Regions from separate parts of the Homo sapiens genome. Here regions 1, 2 and 4 are each linked to region 3. The links are chromatin contacts, found by Hi-C or POLR2A ChIA-PET in ENCODE. All regions are on one chromosome and are shown on one strand. The core of a region is the stretch at or near the end of the contact, and the rest is flanking DNA. Distances in the headings are between cores, read along the strand shown. Region 1 holds the start of CDKN2AIP (CDKN2A interacting protein). Region 2 overlaps ENPP6 (ectonucleotide pyrophosphatase/phosphodiesterase 6). Region 3 has its middle 62 kb from the start of TRAPPC11. Region 4 overlaps ENPP6 (ectonucleotide pyrophosphatase/phosphodiesterase 6).

Evidence for each region. Hi-C counts contacts between places; a loop is a spot of excess contacts on that map. ChIA-PET counts read pairs that join two places held with the same protein, here RNA polymerase II (POLR2A). Pooled maps may share reads with other maps.
Region 1: a loop to region 3 is called in a map with no recorded cell type, with 10 times the contacts of the local background. The contact joins the promoter of CDKN2AIP here to the enhancer-like site in region 3. A Hi-C loop is called at or near these places in 9 of 37 single-sample maps with no recorded cell type and 11 of 50 pooled maps. POLR2A ChIA-PET finds 5 or more read pairs at or near these places in 7 of 52 experiments (CD4-positive, alpha-beta T cell, HepG2, MCF 10A and 4 more).
Region 2: a loop to region 3 is called in a map of heart left ventricle, with 5 times the contacts of the local background. The contact joins two enhancer-like sites. A Hi-C loop is called at or near these places in 17 of 168 maps with a recorded cell type or tissue (IMR-90, Right ventricle myocardium inferior, cardiac septum and 9 more), 15 of 37 single-sample maps with no recorded cell type and 25 of 50 pooled maps. POLR2A ChIA-PET finds 5 or more read pairs at or near these places in 2 of 52 experiments (A673 and H1).
Region 4: a pooled map shows a loop between it and region 3 (4-fold over the local background). The contact joins two enhancer-like sites. A Hi-C loop is called at or near these places in 1 of 168 maps with a recorded cell type or tissue (heart left ventricle), 2 of 37 single-sample maps with no recorded cell type and 9 of 50 pooled maps.

Annotation. Positions count from the first base shown.
Region 1 is chr4:183,442,213-183,448,568 of GRCh38, forward strand. It overlaps CDKN2AIP (CDKN2A interacting protein), which reads left to right and starts at 2,424. Exons shown (of 3, transcript NM_017632.4): 1 at 2,424-2,857; 2 at 3,323-3,453; 3 at 3,876-6,356. The coding sequence starts at 2,586. The coding sequence ends at 5,215. RefSeq lists a silencer at 1,899-2,448 and an enhancer at 2,729-2,878.
Region 2 is chr4:184,164,850-184,171,155 of GRCh38, forward strand. The region is part of intron 1 of ENPP6 (ectonucleotide pyrophosphatase/phosphodiesterase 6); the gene reads right to left. Among named protein-coding and RNA genes, the nearest start is that of ENPP6, 50 kb to the right of the region's middle. RefSeq lists enhancers at 2,563-3,334, 3,795-3,844, 3,985-4,034, 5,895-6,306. Within about 2 kb of position 3,707, at least 2 of the 41 ENCODE cell types and tissues checked have a DNase peak (open chromatin) inside an H3K27ac peak, as active enhancers do.
Region 3 is chr4:183,718,053-183,724,125 of GRCh38, forward strand. No RefSeq gene overlaps it. Among named protein-coding and RNA genes, the nearest start is that of TRAPPC11, 62 kb to the left of the region's middle. RefSeq lists a silencer at 4,650-5,179 and enhancers at 5,131-5,892, 5,290-5,339. Within about 2 kb of position 4,824, at least 20 of the 41 ENCODE cell types and tissues checked have a DNase peak (open chromatin) inside an H3K27ac peak, as active enhancers do.
Region 4 is chr4:184,095,548-184,101,547 of GRCh38, forward strand. It overlaps ENPP6 (ectonucleotide pyrophosphatase/phosphodiesterase 6), which reads right to left. Exons shown (of 8, transcript NM_153343.4): 7 at 1,698-1,821. Among named protein-coding and RNA genes, the nearest start is that of ENPP6, 120 kb to the right of the region's middle. Within about 2 kb of position 1,849, at least 6 of the 41 ENCODE cell types and tissues checked have a DNase peak (open chromatin) inside an H3K27ac peak, as active enhancers do.

The sequences.
Region 1 (6,356 bases), core at 1,174-3,673, 280 kb before region 3:
AGAGCCAAGTCCTTCTGCTCTTAGACCCAAAATCTACCTAGCAATTTCTAACAGCCAACACTTCCCACCCTGCATCTTATTCCCTACTCCCATAGACTTTCCTAGTTATCACCTAAATTCTCCTCTCACCTTTTCTCTCAGAACGTCTCCCCCAGCTTAGAGAGGAATTTGTCTCTGTAGGTGGGAGGGTCTTTAAAAAAAAATGAGGCCGGGCACAGCGACTCATGCCTATAATCCCAGCACTTTGAGAGGCCGAGGCAGAAGAATTGCTTGATATTAGGAGTTCAAAACCAGCCTGGACAACAGTGAAACCTTGTTTCTACAAAAAAATAAAAAATTAGCCTGTCGTCGTGGTACCCGCCTGCAGTCCCAGCTACTTGTGGTTCATAGTCTTTGAATCTTTATATGCAAAGTCAACTTTTTAAGAATCAAAAAAGAAAAATGCATGTATCTTTTATTCCAAGCACCTGGTTTTTGCACAAGTACTCCATCTTTCAGACTCTATCGCTTTTATTATAATTAAAAAAATTGTTTGAAATTCAGGCTCTACTTGTTCTCCTTTCAAGGCAATGAAGCCCATGAGTGGGAAGAAGACTACAGGGCAACAAGAAAAAAAGTGAGAACATTATTATTATTATTTTTTGAGATGAAGTCTCACTCTGTCACCCAGGCTGGAGTGCAATGGCTTGGTCTCGGCTCACTGCAACCTCTGCCTCCTGAGTTCAAGCGATTCTCCCGCCTCGGCCTACAGAGTAGCTGGGACTACAGGCACGTGCCACCACACTTGGCTAACTTTTGTATTTTTAGTAGAGATGGGGTTTCACTACATTGGCCAGGCTGGTCTCGAACTCCTGACCTCATGATTCGTCCGCCTCGGCCTCCCAAGGTGCTGGGATTACAGGCGTGAGCCACTGCACCTGGCCGTGAGAACATTCTTGATTTAAAATGCACATATATAATCTAGGTATGCGATCATAGCTTCTTTTACTTGCCATGGTCCCCTTGCCAAAGAATTCATGAAAGGAGAAATCGTAATTTCTCCACCTTTTAAATAGCCAGATTTCTGCAATCCGTCCACCCCCTCTAGATTTTCAGCAATTATCTGTGAAAAGGAGGAAAGAACAGCAAACTAGAAGCAAAATCACAAAGCTTCAAAATTTCTTTGTGCCTCCGTTTTTATGTAGTTTCTTTTGGTATGGCAGGAAAATGGGCAATATTGTTTTCATACAATAGCTGTATTTTGTTCCAGCATGCACATAAATTACACAGTTAACCTTATCTGATCTTACCTAAAGTGACCTTTTTTTGCTTGCTTATTCTGATTCATGCATTTTTACATCAAAGTCTACATTTATTGAAAGAAAAATTTCATAATTTATATCATTTAACGTATTTATCTTACAGTGCATGTATACCTGGAATGGGAAACGTAACAATAAGCCAGCCAGCAGTTAGAGTACGTAACTGTGGGAAATGTAAAGTGGAAAAAAATATATAGAAGGAAAAAACAGCTCTAACAGGGAGAGAGGTTTGGGGCCCTATAGATAAATAGGTACATTTCCACTCCACCTCCGGACATCTGCCGGTTGGTGGTAAAGCTGTTGATTTTAGGAAATTCTAGAGACAGAGCGTTGTCGGGGTGTTGTTTTCCTACTGACCAGAACAGGAAGGCAATGCCTGGATTAACTAGAGACCTAATAAACTGCGGGAACAAGCCCTACCGCTGCGGGGCCAGGGCCAGCTTCGAAGGCTGCAAGCCTCACGGCAACACGGAGCCAGGTCCTCGTGTGACCTTACTGTCTACTGCTGCTATGTAAGGGGACTGGCACTCCCGCCCTCCTGAAGGCGCGGAGACCCCGACGGCCTCGGAACGCTTCGCTCGGGCACACTGAAAGCAGCGCGAGACGCAGCTCCCAACACTCTAACATGGAGGCCGGCTTTTGTTTGTTTTGGCCCCGCTCACACACAGGCGTCTCAGGGCGGAGACCACAGGCCCCGCGGCTGCGGGCGGCTCAAGGTCCCCCGGGACGCCCCCCTAGCGGACTTTGGCCGCCGCGCCCGGCTGCCTCCCTTGCCCGGGCCCTGCCCCTCTCGCCTCTGCTCCCGGCGCCGCAGCTGACCCGGCGGGGGAGGAGGACGGCAGGAGCGCGCGGCGTCACAAAGCGAGGACAGAACGCCCGGGGTTCCGCCGAGACTCGGTCGTCCCAGGCCAGCTCGACTTGCAGTCCGCCCTCGTGGGGCGGGAGACGCCCGACGCCCGCCCACCTCACCCCCGGGGTGCCCTCCGTGGCCTCACGGGGACGCAGCGTCGCAGCGGCCCCGGCGCCGCAAAGCGTCTTGGGAGCGCCGGCTCGCGCCGGAAGAACGCGAGGGCGCGCGGCGGCGGCGAGGTTATAAAAGGGAAGAAGCCGGCGGTGGGCGGAAGTGGGCGGTTCGGCGGCTCTGGGCGCTGTTGTTTGGTCTTTAGGCCTGCGGAGGGGCGTTATCTGGAGGGCCGCGGGTGCAGGCCGCAGTGACAGGGCCGCTCGCCCCGCTAGTCCTGCCTGTCTCCCGGTGCAGCTGTGTTCGCGGCCTGCAGGCCCAACATGGCGCAGGAGGTGTCGGAGTACCTGAGCCAGAACCCGCGGGTGGCAGCCTGGGTGGAGGCGCTGCGCTGCGACGGCGAGACTGACAAACACTGGCGCCACCGCCGGGATTTTTTGCTTCGCAACGCCGGGGACCTGGCCCCCGCTGGCGGCGCTGCCTCCGCTAGCACGGATGAAGCTGCCGACGCCGAGAGCGGGACCCGAAACCGGCAGCTGCAGCAGCTCATCTCCTTTTCCATGGCCTGGGCGAACCACGTCTTCCTCGGGTGCCGGTGAGTGAGGCAGCGTCCCTAACCAGCACGCCTCGTTTTGTGTGCCACCTGCAGACCGGGGCCCGGCGCCCTCCGCGGGACCGGCCTCGGCGGGGAGGGGAAGTTGTGAAGCGCGGGAATCCGCCGGCCCGGCTGCCCTCTAAGGGGGAGAAGGGCGTCCCTGCGAGGAGCCGACATGATTCCCGGACGTCTGTGTGCCCGGTGGTGTGGGCGCAGCTGCTGGTAGGGTTGCTTGTGTTAGGGAACAACGCTCTTGGGGACGGGTGCGAGATTTAAGATTAGTGAGGAGGTGCCCTGCCTCCCAGACCCTGGGGCACTTGTTTATGGGGTTCCAGGAAACAGTTCTTGGCGGTTGGTTCACTTTCTTGATTGCAGCCAGGAAATGCAGTCCCTGTGGCCTGTTTTTTGCACAAGTAGGACCTTAGAAAAAACACTTTTTAAAAATGACTTTTCCTTCTTTTTCAGATACCCTCAAAAAGTTATGGATAAAATACTTAGTATGGCTGAAGGCATCAAAGTGACAGATGCTCCAACCTATACAACAAGAGATGAACTGGTTGCCAAGGTGAAGAAAAGAGGGATATCGAGTAGCAATGGTTAGCAGATCATAGATGTGAACATACATAGGAGTTTAGAGCATAAGTTTGATATAATTAGGAATTATTGTTACTAATTTTTTTAACAAGCCAGAATTTTTATGTTATTAATAAGTAATAAAGTTGGAATGTTAAACCTAAAGTATATATCTGTGTCTTTAGGCTTTGAATTTGATAGTTTGCTTTGACTGCTTTAGATTTTGAAGTGTCCACTGTTGTCTGATGCTGTTATTTTTTTAATATTAGACATTCATGATGTTATTCAACACTGTTTTAAGAAATTAATGACTCCACACTTTTTAAAGAAACGATTAGTCTTGAAATGTTTTCACTTTGTGCCTTTATTTTAATGTGTATTTGTCTCATCACCCGTTTTGTACGAGGTATTCTTAGTCACATATCTATGTTTTTCTTCTTTTTAGAAGGGGTAGAAGAGCCATCCAAAAAACGAGTTATAGAAGGAAAAAACAGTTCTGCAGTTGAGCAAGATCACGCAAAAACCTCTGCCAAGACAGAACGTGCATCAGCTCAGCAGGAAAACAGTTCAACGTGTATAGGGTCGGCCATCAAATCAGAGAGTGGGAACTCAGCTCGGAGCTCTGGCATCTCCAGTCAGAATAGCTCTACAAGTGATGGAGATCGATCTGTTTCCAGCCAAAGCAGCAGCAGCGTTTCCTCTCAGGTAACAACGGCAGGATCTGGGAAAGCTTCTGAAGCAGAAGCTCCAGATAAACACGGTTCTGCATCATTTGTTTCCTTGCTGAAATCCAGTGTGAATAGTCACATGACCCAATCCACTGATTCTAGACAACAAAGTGGATCACCTAAAAAGAGTGCTTTGGAAGGCTCTTCAGCCTCAGCTTCTCAAAGCAGCTCAGAGATCGAGGTGCCCTTGTTGGGCTCCTCAGGAAGCTCAGAGGTAGAATTGCCACTATTGTCTTCCAAACCTAGTTCAGAGACAGCTTCAAGTGGGTTAACTTCCAAAACTAGTTCAGAGGCAAGTGTTTCATCATCAGTTGCTAAAAACAGTTCCTCATCAGGCACATCCTTACTGACTCCCAAGAGCAGCTCTTCAACAAATACATCGCTGCTAACTTCCAAGAGCACTTCCCAGGTAGCTGCATCACTACTAGCTTCCAAGAGCAGCTCCCAGACCAGTGGATCTCTGGTTTCCAAAAGCACTTCCTTAGCAAGTGTGTCCCAGTTGGCTTCTAAGAGTAGTTCTCAGACTAGCACCTCACAGTTGCCTTCTAAAAGTACTTCACAGTCAAGTGAGAGTTCTGTCAAATTCTCTTGCAAGTTAACCAATGAAGATGTGAAACAGAAGCAACCTTTTTTCAATAGACTATATAAAACGGTGGCATGGAAGTTGGTAGCTGTTGGTGGCTTTAGTCCCAATGTGAATCATGGAGAGCTCCTAAATGCAGCTATTGAGGCTCTGAAAGCAACACTGGATGTATTTTTTGTCCCACTAAAAGAATTGGCAGATCTGCCTCAAAATAAGAGCTCTCAAGAAAGTATTGTTTGTGAATTGAGGTGCAAGTCTGTGTATTTGGGCACTGGCTGTGGAAAAAGCAAAGAAAATGCAAAAGCAGTTGCATCAAGAGAAGCATTGAAGTTATTTCTCAAGAAAAAGGTGGTGGTAAAAATATGTAAAAGGAAATACAGAGGCAGTGAAATAGAAGATCTAGTACTCCTTGATGAAGAATCGAGGCCTGTAAACTTACCTCCAGCACTAAAACATCCTCAAGAATTACTATAATGTGTCCAAAATATCACTGCATACAATATCTGGTATTTGAAGAGAAAAACTGACTTTTGTATAGTATAAAACACAGGCTTTCACAAATTTTGTATTGCTTTTTTTCCAGTTTTGCAGAAAATTTACATTCTAGTTCTCTTCACACAGTAGCAGTTGTAAATAATTTATGAATGACAGTACACATTAAAAGGTATGCATTAGCAGCATATTAGTATGCTGTTTTATTTGCTGAAGAAAATACTGTCTTCTATTTTTAATGATACATTAGGTACGATGTGTAGTTCGGTAGAGTCCTAAAATTTTTGTACTACTTTCAATTTGGTGAAAATGTATTAAGTTGTCTACCATGTTTTCTTTTCTAGCTGAATAAACCACATCAAAGGAAAGGGACCACAGTATTTGAATGTTTGAAAGTCTGTAAAGCTTAAGGTTTTAAAAATGTTGCCCGTAATGTTGAACGTGTCTGTTAAAAAATAAAAGAAAAAATAGTTGCTTCAAACTATTTTTATGAGAAGTTGTAAGCATTTTTTAGATATAAAGCAGTATAAAGTACTTGTTATTTTACTCTGAAGTTGTTTAAAATTCACCATGACTTTGACCGCTGAAGATTCTTTAAGCGGGTTAATTTATGTTTTGAGGTGGAATACAATTTACACTTTTTTCTTAAAAACATGAATGTGGGTTTCTATATTAAGCATATTTTGTGACTACTATTAACAGATTGATTTGTTTAGATATTAAATGCTTTAAGCTATTTTACCTTTTCAAGAAGTTGTGTTTTTTTTCTCCAAGTCAGAACCAATTCCTGCAAATAGGCTTCCCATGACTTGTCATTATAAATTAGACAACCAGGTAATTGTGTGATATACATCTTTATTTAATTTTTTTTTTTACAGCAATCCCCTGAGCCAGAATAGATTAAAAGCGATTCCCTTCAATTTTCAAATCTAGAACTGGATGGTTTTTGTGTTTATGCATCTTTTAGAATACCGGAAAGAACAGAGAGCCGTGTTCAGCTCTTGATAATGAGCCTATTCAATTTAACTACATTCGTTAAAATGAAGTGGAATTTTGTTTTCGTCTTAGGTGATTCTGCCTGTTTGTCTGTCATTGTATATTCTGTTTACTTTGCTTCAAACTG
Region 2 (6,306 bases), core at 2,457-4,956, 450 kb after region 3:
GAGCCAGGATTTAAATCAGGCAGCCTGGATCCCGAGGCTCAGCTCTTCACCACTGCAATCTACTAACACTTGTGCAACCAGAATGAACCAGCACTCCACGCGATTCCCAGCACTCAGGAAGCCCACAGGAGAAGGAAGCTGCTGGTGTTACACTTGCTATCATGCACTCTGTGAAGCCTCCACCCTCAAGGACAGGATGCATTCAGAGGAACACGTCAGTCCAGGTGGAAGGTCTTGGGGCTGAGCCCACTGAGGAAGCGCTTTACCTGGGACTCTGGAGGGGTGAAGCTCATAACCTAGGGCCAAAGGCAGAAATCGATTTTCTGGACACTTACTGATCAGTTTAATTATAATAGTTCCCAGTCCTTGGCCAACTCCTTTGTATCTGGAACTAAATGCTTTACATTTGCATCTCAGTCTTCCACATAACTCTAGGAGATGGAGAATATTACCTCCATTTTGCTGATGCTTAAGAACTAAGATTCAAAGTGGCTGAGTGAGGAGGCTGGAGCCGCACAGCTAGGAAGAGGGCAGAACCCCAGTCCCAACCAGGTCTCTGACTCAGCGTCCGCCCTCCCCCGCACCAGCACCTGCTCCCCTCCAGCCACGGTGTAGCCTCATCAGTTCACCAGGGCTTGCCGTTTTAATACAAATGAACTCGTAAGTCAGGCCTGATTCTGAGACTCTCAGCAAAGTAACCACATGGAGACGCACAGATCTCTGGAATGCCAGACATTCTCTTATCTCTTGCAATCAACTATTATGCATCAAAGTTTACTGTAAATACCTCTAAGGAGGAATATTCTCAGACTAGGGATATCAACAAAGGAGATGGTAATGTTAAGCTTCCTCTTCCTCTGGAAAGAAGCCAGCTGTGGAAAGAGAGGCTCCCAAAGTTCTGAAATCAGGGGTCTCAAGATAATGGATACATTTTAGAGACTGAACGTACACATACTATCTCAAATTGACATGGTTACAAGAAGCAACTTTATATATTCGATTCAGAGCCAAGCAGCCAGAAAATGTTAAATAAGTCAGATATTCCCACTAGTAGGTTCCCCTTAGTACTTTTCCTTGAGCATTTGGAGGTGTAAAGATTAGTTTAGACCCTGCTTAGATTAGTGAACTTTCATATAACTACTTTATACCCAAGAGACTTGAAAGAATTAACAATGCATTGCTCAAAGTAACTAACTTAAAAATTGAAATTTGCCTTGCAGATAACCTCTGTTGGGAAATCCATTTTATTTTTTTAATGTGTTCAAAGACACACTTTGGATGTTAAAGAAGTGGTTTCCAATGAAATATGCAAGATTGAGGTGAAAGCAAAGCTCACAATTTGCACATCTTTAAAAGCAACTCCTGATGTATGTGCCAGACACAGTCATCGTTAGATTCTGAGACACAAATATTGTAAGGCTGAGATAATGGGCTTTGATTATAGTGTGAAGTGTAGGGACTGCAACAAAAATAACCCCAAAAGAGGAGACATCTTTGATTAGGAACATTCACACTCATTGTTTTGAGGTCATTGGACTTAAAAATAAATGCATTGCTTTATGTTTCTGCAGCGCCTGCCAGCTTGGTGCAATTATTTAACAAGCAGAATACAGAAAAGGAAACAAAAATAATTTTCCTGCATAAGGACAAAAATGTGAGCCCTGAAGTTTTGACTTAAACACTTTTTACTTTTAGAAAGCTAATTTTTAACAAAGCTCAAAGAAATTTCCTGACAATCCAATTCATCTTCACCGCTGTGCAAAGTTGGAAAAGAGCAATAATTAATTACTGCATTGAAAATGAAATCTCTTTTGAGGCACACTCCCATTTTATTGAGTTCTTACAGAGGCTTCTCAAAAGATGGTAGATGATATTTGGAGGGAGGAGCTTCTTACTTGGGGCATGTCTACCTCCATACAGGAAAGTCAGCCAACATCTCCATCCTGAAGCACCTCCGTCTTCTGGCTCGTGATAAAGCTTCCTTTTCCCACCCACTGTGCTCCCTCCTCTCCCCAGTGACCAGGTTGGCTGCGTTCCTCACACTAGTAGGTGGCTACTTTGGCAAAAACCAGGCTCCGCCTGCAGGTGGTGGGAGTACCCCTTTTATGTCTCTTTCCGTGTCTTGACCCAGGACAGAAATTCTCCTCATGCCATGGGCAGAGACACTGCACTCATCCCGCAGCTGCCCCACCTGTGCCTGGGGCAGGGGTTGGGAGGTAAGGATAGGAAATTTAACTCAGTAAAAAAAAGCACATTTAGGATAGCTTTTCTTTCTTTATTTTTTGAGACAGAGTCTCACTCTGGTGCCCAGGCTGGAGTGCAGTGGTGCGATCTCGGCTCACTGCAACCTCCTTCTCCTGGGTTCAAGCTATTCTCCTGCCTCAGTCTCCCGAGTAGTTGAGATTACAGGCATCCACCACCATGCCCGGCTAATTTTTGTAGTTTTAGTAGAGACAGCTTTCACCATGTTGGCCAGGCTGGTCTCAAACTACTGACTTCAGGTGATCCGCCCCCCTTGGCCTCCCAAAGTGGGATCAAGCTTTTCAACTGGAGTAGAACTTAGAATGGCCAATGAGTGATGATTTCAAACAGAAGAGACTAGTTACCAGAATATTAGTGGATCAACTTTTAATGCCGGGAATTGATAGAGAATGATGGAACCCAGCTCTTAAGGAGTGTGAACTAATCAGGGACGTTACCAGCTCAATCAAGTACGAACCCATCAGTCAACCATCCCCCGCCCGCTTTTTTGGGGGGAAAGAAACAAGTGGAAGCAAGCTCATTTTTGCTAGCTTGGTTAGTTTTGTTTGTCATTGCTAGAATATGTGACGTAGGTATGATGCTGGCCTGCCCAAGTTCACGGCCTCGGGCCAGGTGCGCCCATAGAGAAGTGAGAGCAGCCTCTCAAGTCTCAGGAGTTAACTTCACAGCAGCCGCAGCTGGTTTGTCCTGATCAATGATCACCGGTGATCTGCATATCAACAGATGGTGCTGGGAGCAGACACTGGGTCTCATTCAGTGATTCACGTCTATAATCCTCCTTGGGTGCTCTTTGCATAAAAGCTGTTGACAGATAATCTGCTTTAGGGATCAAAGAGCAACTCAAGGGGGCTGCATCCTTCTGATAGTTTCCCAGTCCAAGCGGTAGACTCCACGGGAATAGGGGAGATTTTTGAGTTAAAAACAGAAGGAACAGGTAGGATGAGAACTGGCAGGAACTGAGGACCTGTGAAAACCATGTGGCCTAAGTGGAAGGAATTTTGGAGCCCAGCAAACCAGAGTTCAAATCCCATCCCAGCCACCTCACACGACTCATTCCACTTTATTGATCCTCAGTTTCCTCCTCTGAAAAATGGAGATAATCATACCTTTTTTCAGAGTTAAGTGGTTTCAGGTAGGGAAAGCTTTGGCACGATGTCTTCCGCACGATGTCTGGCGCGGAAAAGGCCAATCCTATCAAATGGGCCTTTTAAAAGGCCACTTTTAAAAATGGCACTTTGAAAAATCCTCTTCTAGGGAGGGATGGGGCCGGACAGTCCATTTCTTACTTGATATCTACAGACCATTTGCAGAGGAAAAGTCTCAAATCCCCTTGACGAAAAGAAAAGCAGCACCACGTTGCATCTGCCTTGCACAGGAAGCTGGAAGCTTTGCACGGGGGTGAAAGTTACAGGCAGACACTGCCCGCGGGGCTCCGGACAGCAAGGAGCGAGCCCTCTGAGCCTGGCCACGCTGGCCCGCCACTGCCCTCTGCTGGCGGCTGCGGTCTTCACCACCGCCCGCAGCCGTCCCCGTAGTCCGCCGAGAGGCGCCAGGCTGGGCCAGCCTTGAATTCTGGGTTTGCTTCTCCCGGTTTGAAGGCCACCCCCAGGATTCGCAGGAATCTGACAGCTGCTTGTGACTGTGCTGAAGATGCCGAGAATGTAGGCAGAGCCCGGGCAGGGCCGGCGGGCAGGCGGCCACGCGCTGCAGCAAACGCGAGCCTCGGGGCCTTGAACCTGGAGCCGGGGCCTTGCCTGGGCTGTCCTGGCTGGGAGTCTCGTGCTGTGCCCCCCGCTTCCTCATTCCCCCACCCCACCCTCCTAACCCTTGTTGTGTTTCATTTTCCCTTTTAGGATATGTGCTTCTTATTTGGGATTTTATTATTCTTGACCCCAGCCCTTTCTTTCCCTCCTTCTCTTAGTTCCTCTTTTGGTTGAGTTTATGATTTTTTTAAACCACAATTTGTAATGGTCACTGCAGTGGACGTTTAACTTTGAACACCCCTTTGTTCCTCCAAAGGCGAAATTCCTCCTGCGCCCTGCATGGCCCATTCAGGAGCGTCTGTGACCCAACCTCTCTGGCTCTGGGGAGAGGGCAAAGTGTGGCATCCAGCCCTAGCCAGGCCAGCGAGGAGCCGCATTCCTGCCACAGTGACCGTGGCTCCAGGATCCAGGCTGGGCGGGAGGATTCTTCATGCTGGAGGAATCCATTCCTCTCGGTGGCCGAGCTGGGAAGAAATGTCCCCATGTGAAGACATGGCCCCAGGAAGAGACGCTGGGGCTACAGCCAGGGCCGCGGGGAGGGCAGCAGGGGAGGGTGAGTTCTGCTCTCCTGGCTCCTGCCTCACCCCTGCTTCTTTTTGCAGGAGCCAGCAGCCCTCTCTCTGCCTGGAGCAGCAGGCCTGGGATTTCTGTCACTTGCTTCCTTTGCCTGTCCCTGGCTCCTCTCTCTGCCGTCATCACGTTTCTGGCCACCTTGCCCTCCTCCTCTGAGCTCACAGCTCCTGGGCAGGGTCCTGGCTGTGGAGGGCACCAGTTGAGAGCCACTATAGATGAAGGCTCTAGGCCGCAGTTGAGGCTTCTGAGTACTGGGCCTTAGCTGCCTGACTTTGCCCCTTTCTCCAAGGCCAATCACCGGTGGCAAATCTCACAAGCGACTTTGTGTTAAAAGTGATGACTACCTACGTTTACCTCTCACGAAGAGCTTACATTTAGTTTAAAAATTATCTATGATGAAAATATTCGAATGCACAAAACAGTGTGATAACACGGGACAGTGCTCCGCCCTGGTTTCCTGTGTCTTCCTCCCCACACTGGAATATTTTTAAAGCAAATACCAGACATCCCATCTGAAGTCATAAATACTTCTGTGCCTGTCTCTAGTACTGAGGTACTTTTAAAAAAACATACTCTTGTTATCACACCCAACAAAATGAATATAACTATTTAATATCATTCAATACCCAGTCCATATTGAGTTTTCCATAATTATCTTTAAAATGCCTCTGTGAAATTCGTTTATTTGAATCAGCATTCAGGCCGGGAAAGGTGGCTCACGCCTGTAATCCCAGCACTTTGGGAGGCCAAGGCTGGCAGATCTCTGGAGCCCAGGAGTTTGAGACCATACTGGGCAACATGGTGAAACCCTGTCTCTACAAGAAATACAAAAATTAGCTGTGTGTGGTGGTGTGCACCTGTAGTACTAGCTGCTCAGGAGGCTGAGGCAGGAGAATCACTTGAGCCAGGGAGTTGAAGGTTGTGGTGAGCCGAGATTGCACCACTGCACTCCAGCCTGAGTGACAGAGTGAGACTCTGTCTCAAAAAAGAAAAGAAGGAAAAAAAAAAAAAGAATCAGCATTCAAACAAAACCCATGCATTTTATTTATGTTTCTTGAGTGTCTTTTAACTGATAATGGTTCGCCTCCATTTTATTAATTCTTGTCTATTTATTTATGGAGGGAACTGGGTCATCTGTCTGAAAACATCCCATATTCTGGATTAGGCTGATTGTATCCTCGTGGTGCCATTAGCATGTTCCTTAGTCTCCTGTATTTCTTGCAGACTCCTAGTTTGATCTACAGGTCTTAGATTCAGGTTCCATGTGTCTTAGGCAAGAATCCACTGCACGTGGTGCCATGTACTTGCTCTCGCGTCACGCCATGTGGCTCGTGGTGTCTGTTAAAGTGGATTGGTGGGTTTAGATGGTGTCAGCCTAATCTATCCACTGTCAAGGTTCCTATCAACCTGCATGTAATGGTTTTAGCAACCACCGATAATCATCACCTACATCTGTTCCTTTTAGTCACAAAATCCCTTCCCAGTAGAAGTGTTCTCTGAAACAGGCAGGTTCTTTTAGGCGTGTCTATTTGGACTGTATACCCCTTACATTGAAGTGAGGGGGTGGATCAGTTATCTGTTTTGGTGTAACTGACAACCTCAAACCTCAAGTGGCTTAAACAATAGTCATGTATTCAGCTCACAAATATGCAGTCTGGATGGAGCATGGAAGGGAAAGCTCCTCTCTGCTGGACGCAGCACCAGCAAG
Region 3 (6,073 bases), core at 3,574-6,073:
GCATTTTTATGAATTAAGATCTTTCCATGCCTGGGTCTCCATGGCTGAAGCCTCTAATCCCAAAATTTTGGGAGTCTGAGAGGTAAGGATCGCTTGAGGCTAGGAGTTTGAGACCAGCCTGGGCTAGCAAGCCCCTGTCTCCACACAAAACAGAAAAATTAGCCAGGAGTGGTGGTGCCCCCCTGCTACTCTGGAGGCTGAGGCAGGAGGATCACTTGAACCCAGGACGTGGGGCCGCAGTGAGTCATGATTGCACCACTGCACTCCAGCCTGGGCGACAGAGAGCCTGTCTCTAAAAAAAAAAAAAAAAAAAAAAAAAATTCTTTCATTCTGTGACAGTAAATCTATTGCCCTCAATTACACAAATTTATTCCAAGTATTTACTGTGGGCCTACTGTGGGCCAGTTTGTGGGCTGGTTGCTGTGGCCATAAAGGAATCCCTATTCCTGAAGACCAGTGGTCCAGCAGGAGACACTGCCACGGCAGCAGGTTCTGACACAGTGTGGTCAGTGCCATGGAAATGGGCACAAGACTAGTAAGTGATGGGATGTCTGGGATTTCCTTTAACATACCTGAAAAGAAACAAAATAACCAGATTGGAGAGAAATGGATGAAACAAGATTTGAAAAATGTTGATAACATTAAAGATGGGTGGGCCTGGGGGCTTTGCCATTCACTCTCCTTTTGGGTATGTCTGGAAATTTCCATAATAAAAAAATAACAAAGGATACAAGGTAGACAGGAGCCCCAGGGAAGGATTAACTTTATTATAGAGTATGAGGAGGAAGCTGCGGGGAGGTAGGGCTTCCTCAAGGAGGGACATTGACATTGGAGTTGTTTTTGTTTTTGTGTTCATAATAAAATGATTCTGTGCTTTTGTTGTGTGGGAATGCATTTCCATCATCCATGAACAGATAATGTTATGTGAACTGGATTTTGGAGGACATAGAAACGTTTGTAAAATAAACAGATCAAGGAAGAGCTTTCCAGGTGATGAAAGGGACTGTTGGCATGCACCCCTGCGGCACCCTGGCATGCCAGTGCTTTGAACATAGACAGACTTGTCCACTGTTGAGTAAACCTAACCTTTATTTTTTTCTTCCTTAGATATTCAGTGATAAGAGAATGGTGAGCAGGGGATGAAACTCACTTAAAAATGCAAGCGCGCTTGCTGCTGTCTCCCTGCACCTCTGCAGAGCAGGGCTTCTCTCCCGGAGCTTTTGGAGGAAGCTGGTCTTCTTTTTGGTAATGCTCATCAGCTTGAAGAACCGTAGTCTGAAAAAATATTTGATCTTGGAGAATAATTCAAAATCACTATCTCAACAAAGGACTGAATTCCAAATGCCAAATTTAACAGGAACAGTTCATAAACCCTTTATTCAAGATGAAATAGGCCAGGCGCGGTGGCTCAGGCCTGTAATCCCAGCACTTTGGGAGGCCGAGGTGGGCGGATCACGAGGTCAGGAGATCGAGACCATCCTGGCTAACACGGTGAAACCCCGTCTCTACTAAAAATACAACAAATTACCCGGGTGTGGTGGCGGGTGCCTGTAGTCCCAGCTACTGGAGAGGCTGAAGCAGGAGCATGGCCTGAACCCGGGAGGCGGAGCTTGCAGTGAGCCAAGATCATGCCACTGCACTCCAGCCTGGGAGACAGAGTGAGACTCCGTCTCAAAAAAAAAAAAAAAAAAAGATGAAATACGGAATTATTCAGTCATAGGATGGGAGGGGCTCCGTAATAGCTTTTTAAAATCAAACAGCTGATTTTTTTTTAATCAAAGGTATTAGTGACACCATTTGGTCAGACTACATTTACGATATTCTCTCCACTTCTGATTGCCATCCTTTATTTCATTTTACTTTTTTATTGTGACCATTTCCGAACAGACACAAAAGTAGAGACTGTTACACACTTCCATGCTTATACTCAGCTTCAGCCATTAATGCCTTGCCCTCTACCATCCATCCTCCCTACCTCATTTCACCAGAAAGAAAAGGACTTTTAAAATCACACAACCACAATGCATTATTACATCTAATCAATTATTTCTTTACATTGTCTAGTATAACATATTCAATTTTCCCTAAGTCTTTTTACAGTTGGCTTGTTTGAATATGGATCCAAACAAGGTCCATCATTATATTGTTTCATTTCATGTAGAACAGTCCCGTCCCCCTTTATATCCCCTATTGACTTGATGAAGAAATGGGTCAGTTGTTTTGTAAAATATCCCACATTCGGGGTTTAGTTAATTGCAACCCCAGGGTGTTTATGTAACTTGTTCCTCTATCTACTGTTTTTCCAATGGACTGGGAGTTAGAGTTACAAGCTAGCCTGAGCTCAAATTCTTTCTCCTTCTCATCCTCCCTCCAGTTCTTCTCTCCTCTACTTCCTTCCTTTCACCCTCCTTCTCTCTCCCTCACTCCTTCCTTCCATCTTTCCTTTTTTTTTTTTTTTTTCAGAATAAGGCTATTTCATAGGTGATATTTCCCATCACCACACTTCTGTCTCGTCTCGCTTTTCGTGGTAAGACTGATCAATGGGTTTAGAGGATGGCAGCCTAATTCCTTTATCATAAGGTTCAGCTAAACAGCCATCGATGCAATTGTCTGAATTGAATGACGCTCATTGCATTGACGCATTGATCGCTGTTTAGCTGAACTGTATATTTAACTTAAATGTTTTAAAATTAGAAGTTTTTCAATTGGAAGTTGCAAAATGTAATTAAAGAATGCTATTCTGCATTCATTGACTGGAATTCTTAGAGAATTTTTTTTCCTCATCCACTAGGTCTATTTAATTACCCTACAATATAGTTCCTACAGCAAAGAGAACTTTTTTTCTTAATTCAGCCCATCAGACAAGGAAGCAAAGATAATTTTTAATAACCTAATTCCTTCTCTTTATTTGTAATTTTCTTCCTTTTTTTTTTTTTTTTTTGAGACGAGCCTAACTCTGTCACCCAGATGGGAGTGCAGTGGCATGATTTTGGCTCGCTGCAACCCCCGCCTCCCGGGTTCAAGTGATTCTCCTGCCTCAGCCTCCCAAGAGTAGCTGGGATTACAGGCGCGCACCACCAAGCCCCGCTAATCTTTGTATTTTTAGTAGAGACGGGGTTTCACCAGGATGGCCAGGCTGGTCTCGAACCCCTGGGCTCTAGTGATCTGCCCGCCTCAGCCTCCGAAAGTGCTGAGATTACAGGAGTGAGCCCCAGCGGCCGGCCTCTGTATTTTTAATTTTCAGTGTAACGAGTTGGTGGCCCTCCTATCTCTAATGTTATCCCAGAGCTTCGGTGTTTGTGCTTCGTGCCCTCTCCGTTTCTCCCCTGTTCTTATGGAATAATGATGTGCATTAGGAGCCTGGGGTCAGGAGTCCAAGGTTAGGGTGAGGGCTTTCCCGTGGTGTTGGCAGCAGCTGGCGCCTGCGCCCTCCGTGCAGGAGAGCAGCTCCCTCCAGCGGCTTCCCTCGCGCTTTGTGCCTTGCCCACCGCTCAGACGCTCTGCTCTGAAAAGTAAAGTTCACAAGGTATCTTCAGCTGCAAGGATAAAATCAAGAAGACAACTTCAAACACAACCTTTATCAACTTAAAATCAATATTAATGTACGAATGGTCCGAATGGTCACCTTGGGAAATCAGTGAAAGGGCCTGACATGGAGAAGAGATTAAATTATGTTTAATAAATGTTCATTTTATGTTCATTCTTTGAAAACGGGCACTCATTGAGTGACAGATCTTTTACCACACACAAACACTAACAGATACGCGTAACTGCGCCCTGCGACATTTTATTTTCCGGCTGCTCCCCCTCCGCTGTCAGGTGGGCAGTGTCCACGGTGCTTAGGGGAACAGGAGGGGTTCCGGTGCTGCTTCCCTTCCGTGCACAGAAAATCCACCCAGGCTGGCGCGGCGGCTCACGCCTGTAATCCCAGCACTTTGAGTGGCTGAGGGGGGCGGTTCACTTGAGGTCATGAGTTCGAGACCAGACTGGCCAACACGGTGAAACCGTCTCTACTAAAAATAAAAACCGTCTCTGCTAAAAAAATTAGCCAGGCTAGGTGGCGCGCCTGTAATCCCAGCACTCTGAGAGGACAAGGCGGGTGGGTCACCTGAGGTCAGGAGTTCCAGACCAGCCTGGCCAACAAGGTGAAACCGCATCTCTACTAAAAATACAAAAATTAGGCCGGGCGCGGTGGCTCACGCCTGTAATCCCAGCACTTTGGGAGGCCGAGGCGGGCGGATCACGAGGTCATAAGATCAAACCATCCTGGCTAACACGGTGAAACCCCGTCTCTACTAAAAATACAAAAAAATTAGCCGGGCGTGGTGCGGGCGCCTGTAGTCCCAGCTACTCGGGAGGCTGAGGCAGGAGAATGGCGTGAACCCGGGAGGCGGAGCTTGCAGTGAGCCGAGATCCCGCCACTGCACTCCAGCCTGGGGGAAAGAGCCAGACTCCGTCTCAAAAAAAAAAAATAAAAAATAAAAAATTAAATTAGCCTGGCGTGGTGGCAGACATCTGTAATCCCAGCTACTGGGGAGGCTGAGGTGCGAGAATCATTTGAACCCGGGAGGCGGAGGTTGCAGTGAGCCGAGATCGCGCCACTGCACTTCAACCTGGGCGACAGAGGGAGACCTCATCTCAAAAAAAAAAAAAAAAAACAAAAGAGGAAACAAACAAACAAAAAACCTACACCAGCCCAGCCTCTCTAGCGAGGCTCACCCGCCCGCCCGGCCCCCGCACCCGGTCTCGGCTTCTCTGGCCAGGCCGCGGGGCCGTTCGGCGCGGGGCGGGGCGTCGGGGAGTTTCCGCAGCGGTTAGACCGGCCAGGGGACCTCGGGACAATGAGCCTTTCTGTTTTAAAGCCGGAACCCAGCCGGGCCGCGCCGCGAGGAGGCTCCCCTGAGGCTGGCAGGAGAGACCTGCAGAAACTCGTGCGCGCCGAGCGAGGCGGGCGCCCTGGGGCTGGGGCACGCGGCCGGCGGGGGCCGCCAGGGAGCGGCCGTGGCGGGACCAGGACTACGGTGCGCCCCGCCGCCGCCAGCACCCGCCTTGGGAAGCCCGTCCGACGCGTACGCTGCAGGGGCCTTCAATAGGGGCTGTCGCCACCTGCACCCGCGCCGCTGCGGTTCGCAGGAAACTCCTGTGGCTTTTCGGAAGCACAATGCAGAACGCCCGGTGAGGGTTTGCAAAGCCGCCCTGGGAGATGCCGCAGTGTGAAACCTTTACGGTTGCACCTGGCCTCTCTGCTGCATCTGGCCTGTCTGCTGCACCTGGCCTCTCTGCCCCACCTGGCCTCTCTGCCCCACCTGGCCTCTCTGCTGCATCTGGCCTCTGCTGCGCCTGGCCTGTCTGCTGCATCTGGCGCCTGTTGCACCTGGCCTCTTGGCTGCAACTGGCCTCTCAGCTGCGCCTCTTTGTTGCCTCTGCAAACTCGGGTGCCCTGGAGCTTCCTACCCAGAAGTGAGTGCCGTGCACACTGCAGGTGCGAGGTGCCCCTCCTTCTGTCTGTTCTGTTTGGTTTGGCAGATGACAGCACTCTCAGTGGGGCCTGAAACCTTGACAGTCATGGCTTTCTTTGTAAGGACTCTCTTCCTTCATTAAATCGCTTGTATTTGGATTACAGAGATCTGTCATAAAGAGATTCAGTACTTAATAATAACGTGGGGAAAGGATCACCAGGTACTGTTAAGAAAAAAGCAAGGACAGAACAGTGAATACGGTAATGATCTTGTTTCGTAATACAAAACAAAACAGACACTATGCAAATACAAACCCAAAGGAAAATGATCATGCATAAAAATACTGTTTTTGGGCCGGGGGCTGTGGCCCATGCCTATAATCCCAGCACTTTGGGAGGCCAAGGCAGGAGGATCACTTGAGTCCAGGAGTTCAAGATCAGCCTCGGCAACAAAGCGTGACTTCGTCTCTACAAAAATTAAAAAGAAATTAGCCAGGCGCTGGTGTGGGCCTGTAGTCTCGGCTACTTGAAAGGCTGAGGTATGAGGATTGCTGGAGCCCAGGAGGTCAAGGCTGCATTGAGCTATGATTGTGCCACTGCACTCTAGGCTGGGCG
Region 4 (6,000 bases), core at 599-3,098, 370 kb after region 3:
TATTGAGGTGGCTAAGGCAAGAGAATTGTTTGAACCCAGGAGGTGGAGGTTGCAGTGAGCTGAGATGGCACCATTGCACTCCAGACTGGGTGACAAGAAACTGTCTCAAAAAAAAAAAATATATCTATATATATATATAGATATATATATTCCTGAGACTCTCACTTGTATATAGTCCTTCCCAGACCACTGCTTTGCATTCATGATCCTATTTCCCTCATCTGGGAATGGAGGGTGCCATGCTTTTGAATGAAAGCCTTGCTGACTAATGTTCTCACAAAGAAAGACCATGGCCCTGGAATGTATCCAATGTAATCCAGTAGTTACCCTCGGGGTGCTCCATTCCTAATTCCTTTAGCTTTGGGGCTCTGCATATCTGACCTGGGGCTCGGCTGACAGGGAGCACCTGATAACTATCACTGGTTAAAGGTAGCATGTTCAGGCATCTTCAGAACCCTCTCTTAGGCCAACATCATGAACCCTATTAGTGCTCCATGAATTTGCTGCTACTGCTTCTAATGCTCCCTTGAGGACTTGGGAACCTGGATCACATGTGGAAAGGGATTTGGACTAATGTGTTTCCTAAGCTCAGGCACCCACGGAGGTTGCAGAAACTGACACCTCATAGTTCCTAAAAGGGATTTTGTGGAAAGTAGAGTGAACGATGGTAGGCTGAATGAGGGATGCTGGCATACGTCTTTGATCTTACTAAATTGAAGAGATGAGCAGAGCTTGTAGATGTGATGTGTAACCTATAATTTGAAAGGCAAACATGGACTTTTGTGGGCTGAAACATTTTGACCAACATCTAGAAAAAGGCATTCAGAATACAGGTATCAGGGTAAGCTGCTTATATTTAGTGCAGGAGGACGGACTGTGCTAAGAAAGAAGGATAGCTCATGAACCAGTCAACTGATGGTTGATGGCTGTTGGATGATTTTTCTCCCTTTTTAATTTTTGTTTTTGGGAGAAGAGGGTGTTCAGGTAGCAGTAAGATCTTCAGAGTGTTTGGCAAACTTTTCCAAAGTATGAATTGGCAGGGATCCATCTGTTAAATCAAATGACCAGATAGGCCCTCTCCATCTCTCCTCTCCTCCAGCCCTAGGAATTAATCTGGTCAAGAAAGACACAGCAAATTTGCTCTCATGCAAGGCAACCCTCGTCATTCTGGCTCATTCTCAAAGTCAGGCTCAAGGTCATTTCCGCGAGTGCCCTTGAGCACATCCCAGCTTCTGGCTGGACTCTAAACTAAATGAGCCTCTCTGAGGTGGGTGCTCGAGACGGGAAGGACCGTGGAAGAGCCAGACCCCGAGAAGCGATCGCATCAACAGTGAGACTCACAGCGGTCAGCAACCTGGTGTCCAGTAAGCTTTCCTGGACATCAGATAGCTATGAAATAACATTTTGATGAATTAGGTAAAAAATGAATCACAAACATGTGGAATACATTTTCTTCACTGCACTCAGGATTTAAAATTTACAAGGCAAAGTATTTGGCTACATTTGCCAAACCCAAGAAGCATTTGAAAGGAAGCCAGCAAAAGATGTTTCATGGAGACCGGCTGGGTTTGCTCTGCTTGGCTCATAAAGAGGGTCTGTAAGGAAATCCCTGCAGCCTCTCCTGGCACCCGTAGCCCCCCTTACAGACACTTCCTTGGGAATGGGGTCTGAGAGCATCTGGTCATTTCCTCGCCTACCAGGTCCGAAGGCCAGGAAGATGCCCCGCATGTCCATGAGCTCGTTGTCGTAGCCGTGCCATCCACGCTGCCAACCTTCCCGCCTGCCGGTGCTGTTCATCCAAAACGGAAGCATCTCTCGATTCTGAAACCAAGCAAGGCAGACACATGACACTACGTCCTGACCGTGGCGCTGAGCGGGCATCTGCTCCAAGCCGCCACTCCACCGGGGGGCGCTTTCCTCCTCTGCGCTCCGACTGACCCAGACTGACCCAACCTCCGCTGCGGCACTTCCTGCTCCAGGCCGCTCAGACCTCGGGCAGCAGCCTATTCGATTGCTAAGCGCTGTGGTTAACAAGGTGTTTTCCTACGTGGGGCTGAATTGTCTCCCGTAATCAGTTTTAGAGCCACTAAATATAGTAAGTTAGTGGCAGAAGGGATGTTAAAGTGTATCTGCGGTGTCATAAAAATGTATTTGGTCTTTGTCCCAGGTTTCTAACCTAGAGCTCCTAAAACCAGGGGTACAATTTCCTGAGGATAAGAATGTCTTTCGCTTTTCATTCATAAGGAGCTACTTTCTCCCACACCTGAGTTAATGCTACTGAGAGGGGTCCTGGGGCTGGGGGCTAGACAGCTTCAGGGTGGGGACTGGCCACCAGAGGAACCAGACCGGGGGAGGGAAGAGGAGCTGGAGACTTGAGTCCAATCACCTGACCCATGATTTCCTCACTCACGTCTGCGCGATGAAGCCCCACGTGAAGCCCACGGGGCGTGCGGTTCCGGAGCCCCTCGGGAGTGGAAGCTCTGCGTGCCTCACCTCCCATGCTTTCTTTCCCACGGGCCTCTCTATGTGGTGCCTCTCTAAGGGCCATCCATTACAATAAAACAGCCATCTTAAATATAGTGTGCTTTCCTGAGTTCAGTGATTTGTCCTAGTGAGTGATCAAACCTGAAGTAGGGTCATGTGACCCCTCGAATGTAGCCAAATCACACGCAGGTGCCGGCAGCCTGGGGACCTGGGACTTGTGGCTGGCCTCTGAGTGGGGGCTGTCCTGTGGGATGGAGCCCCTTGACCTGTGAGGCCCACTCTAACTCCAGGTATTGTTGTCAGCATTGAACCGAATGGCGGGATATCCAGTTGATGGAGAATCTTAGGGAACCAGTATCTATCTAATCACATTTCCTAGCAAAGCAGCCGGACCCAGAAGGGTCTCCTCAGCAAATCCCAACTCCCTTTCCCATGCAGCCCACCCTGCCTTTCTTCCTTCTGGCCCTGCCCTTGGGAGCAACTCCAAGCCAGCCTCCTCTCCTCCGTTAATGAGCACACTGGAAGATGGCACCTTTGCTCCCCTTGTCCAGGCTTCACAGACCTTAATTTCCCTCAACCACTCTTCCTTTGGGATGGGTTCCGGAACCATCACTTCCCGACACACTTCTTTTCTTTGGAACCCAATTTTCTTAGACTACAGCTGATCACTTGCTATGAAATAGAGGGCTGAGAGAAGGCTTTGCAAGTCCTACAGAGGCTGCAGCCAGCTGAGCACAAGCCTAGCCATGCACCTCAGAAGCCACTCATTCTTCTAAGACCTCGCCAAGGACGAACGGCCCATCCTTGCTAGGCAGGTTTCAATATTACAAATATTTACTATTTCAAATGCAGGAGGTAGAATTTGCTGGTCGTGATGAATGAGTAGAATCAAGACCACTAAGCTACCAGCAATTTACAGGTTGGCTCACAAGACTAGTATCATGTGTTTAGTGAGCCAAGCAGTTCGCCATAAGCTGACACCAACGTCCACTGAACCATCACAACATCCCAGTGGGGATGATACCATTTGCCCCATTTTGTAGTTGAAGGGACTAAGGCTCAGAGAGGTTAAGTGACAGTCAGAGTCACACAGCTAGTGCAAGGCAGGGCTGGGATTGGAACCCAGGTCATCTATCTCCCGGTGCCTGGGCCCCTTCCACTCCACACTGCCAGAGGTCACTGCAGTGCTCCTGCTGGCAGCGGCCAGTGAGGTGTCACCTTGCACTTCACATCCTCACTCACGGAGTGTGGCCAGACACAAAGCACTAACAGGATTTTGGAACTGGGTTGGTGCAGTTAGGTGGGTTAAATTCCAGCTGCTACTTTCTAGCTCTGGGATCTTGGCTGTTTCACTTCTCTGAGCTGCAGTCTCCCTGCTGGTCCTGGCCACCTTGCAGGGTCTGTGGGGGATGTCATGACTGTGTGCTAAGTCCCTGACACACAATAGGTGTTCAATAGGTGGCAACGGTCTGGTCCGCAGATGCCCCTGGCCATGGGGCCAGGTGCCCGGGCAGTATGCAGCCGGGCAGTGTGGGTTGTGAGGGCTGAGCCTGCTTGTGCTTATTTAGCTGTCATATCACATTGCACAGCCATCTGCTCTCACCCCATAAATCGCCCCCTCGCATTGCAGCTTTCCAAGTTTCTCTGTTTCCTGAGTTTCCCGCATCCCTCGTCCCTCCTTCTCCAGCTGTGGTTCGTGTTTTTCCATGGGAAGGTTTCTTTCACTTACTGCATCTCTAACTTTCTCTTTTTCTTCCTTATCTGTCCATGGTGATGATCACAACACATCCCAATTTAGTCTCGTCAGCTGATTTAATGTGTTGCTTCTCCCTCTCACAGTCTACAAGGCGGTGAGCACTGAAGCACGAAGTAGAACACTTTTGCTATTAACAACCTCACCAATTATGAACCTCATAGTCTGTGTGTGCCCCATGGCAAAGAACAGAAGCAAGATAGGTGAAGACTGATGGCCTGATTTAAGACTTACAGCCTAGATTCCACAAATAAACACACAAAGCAGTGAAAAACCCCAGCCCTGAAAGTGATTTTGGATCTTTCTAGTCGTAGGTAAATCCACTCATTTTTATTAAAATAACAAGTTGCCCCAGAAAAACAATTGCTCTTACTGATGAAAAAATCATAGCCACCTGGCGGGTCAGGTGCACAGGTAACTGTGTGGTGTAAGTGATGGACTCAGCCTTCATTTCACAATGCTGCAGCCATGATTTCCTTCTTTTTCCTCTGCCAGTGGCTTTTAGCACCTTTGCTTTGTACCTCACATTATCTTCTCAAGGGCATACAGCTGAGGCCAGGCCCATGAAGAAGGGCCCGCCACACACCTCTCCACCTCCACAGTGGGAATGTCCATCTGTGGATCCGCAAGCTCCTGGTTGGCCTGCTGACCCCATCCAGCCACTGCGGGGCCCAGGGACTGCCACACAGCGCCACCTAGTGACATCCGGGGAGGCGCCCCAGCCCTCCAGATCTGGCCGAAGGTGAGAAAAAAGGGTAGAGGGTGGGCTTGTGTGTGTGCGTTCAGGCAGAGTGGGGCCTCTAAGTGGGATCCCACTGTAGGGTGGGCAGCCAACTCCCAGGGTGAAAGGAAGCACCCGGTTCTCCTGCAATGTGTGCTGGAGGGGGTGTCTCCCCACTCCTCAACTGGTGGGGAGGGAATTCACTCCATGCAGGCAGAGAAGGAGTGGGGTGCCCCAGGTAAGAGGAGTCCCAGGCGATGGTGGAACGTCCCTGCCAGCATGTGGGAGAAGCCCATGATTTCAGGGCCGGTTTATTCAGTTCTACGGATGTGGACTGAGCTCTGGATTCGTGCCAGGAACTCAGCTAGGCTTCTGGGGTCGGGGCCACAGAGGTGGAGGGCGGCTCCTTCCCCTAACAGAGCTCAGCTTTAGTGAGGGAGGAAGGGGGCTGCAGCTGCTGGGCATTGACTCCAGAGTAAGTCAGTGCCAGGAGTGGGTGCCCGAGCCTGAAGGAGGGAGGGAGGCTCAGGCCCCAGGGAGGCCTTCAGCAGTGGGGACACAGGAGGAGGCCGAGGGGAGAGTCAGTCAGTGGGGACGCAGCTGTGTGCATGCAACCTACATGCATGTAAACACATGTGTGCATGTGTGTGTGAATGTGTGTGTGCATGAGTGTGTATGTGCCTGTGTATGAGAGTGTGTGAGTGCATGAGTGTAAGCATGTGTGTGCGTGTGTATATGTGAGTGTGTGTTTATGTGTGTCTGTGTTGCACGTGTGTGTTAATGTTTATGTGTGTGAGCTTGTGTGTGTGTGTGTGTGTGTGTGTGTGTGTGTGTGTGTGTGTGTGTAGCACTGGGGTAGGGAGATGGGGAGGAGAAATCAGGATGAGGAGTCCACACAGGGAGTCCAAATAAAGAGGGTGGGGTCGCTCCAAGGGTCCTGCAGTGACAGAATCCTGGAACTCCAAGAGCGGAGGAGCCCTTGAATGACCTGGGTGGGAAAGATGGAAAGAAAGCTGCCATCAGAGAGAGACAGCTGGAAGAG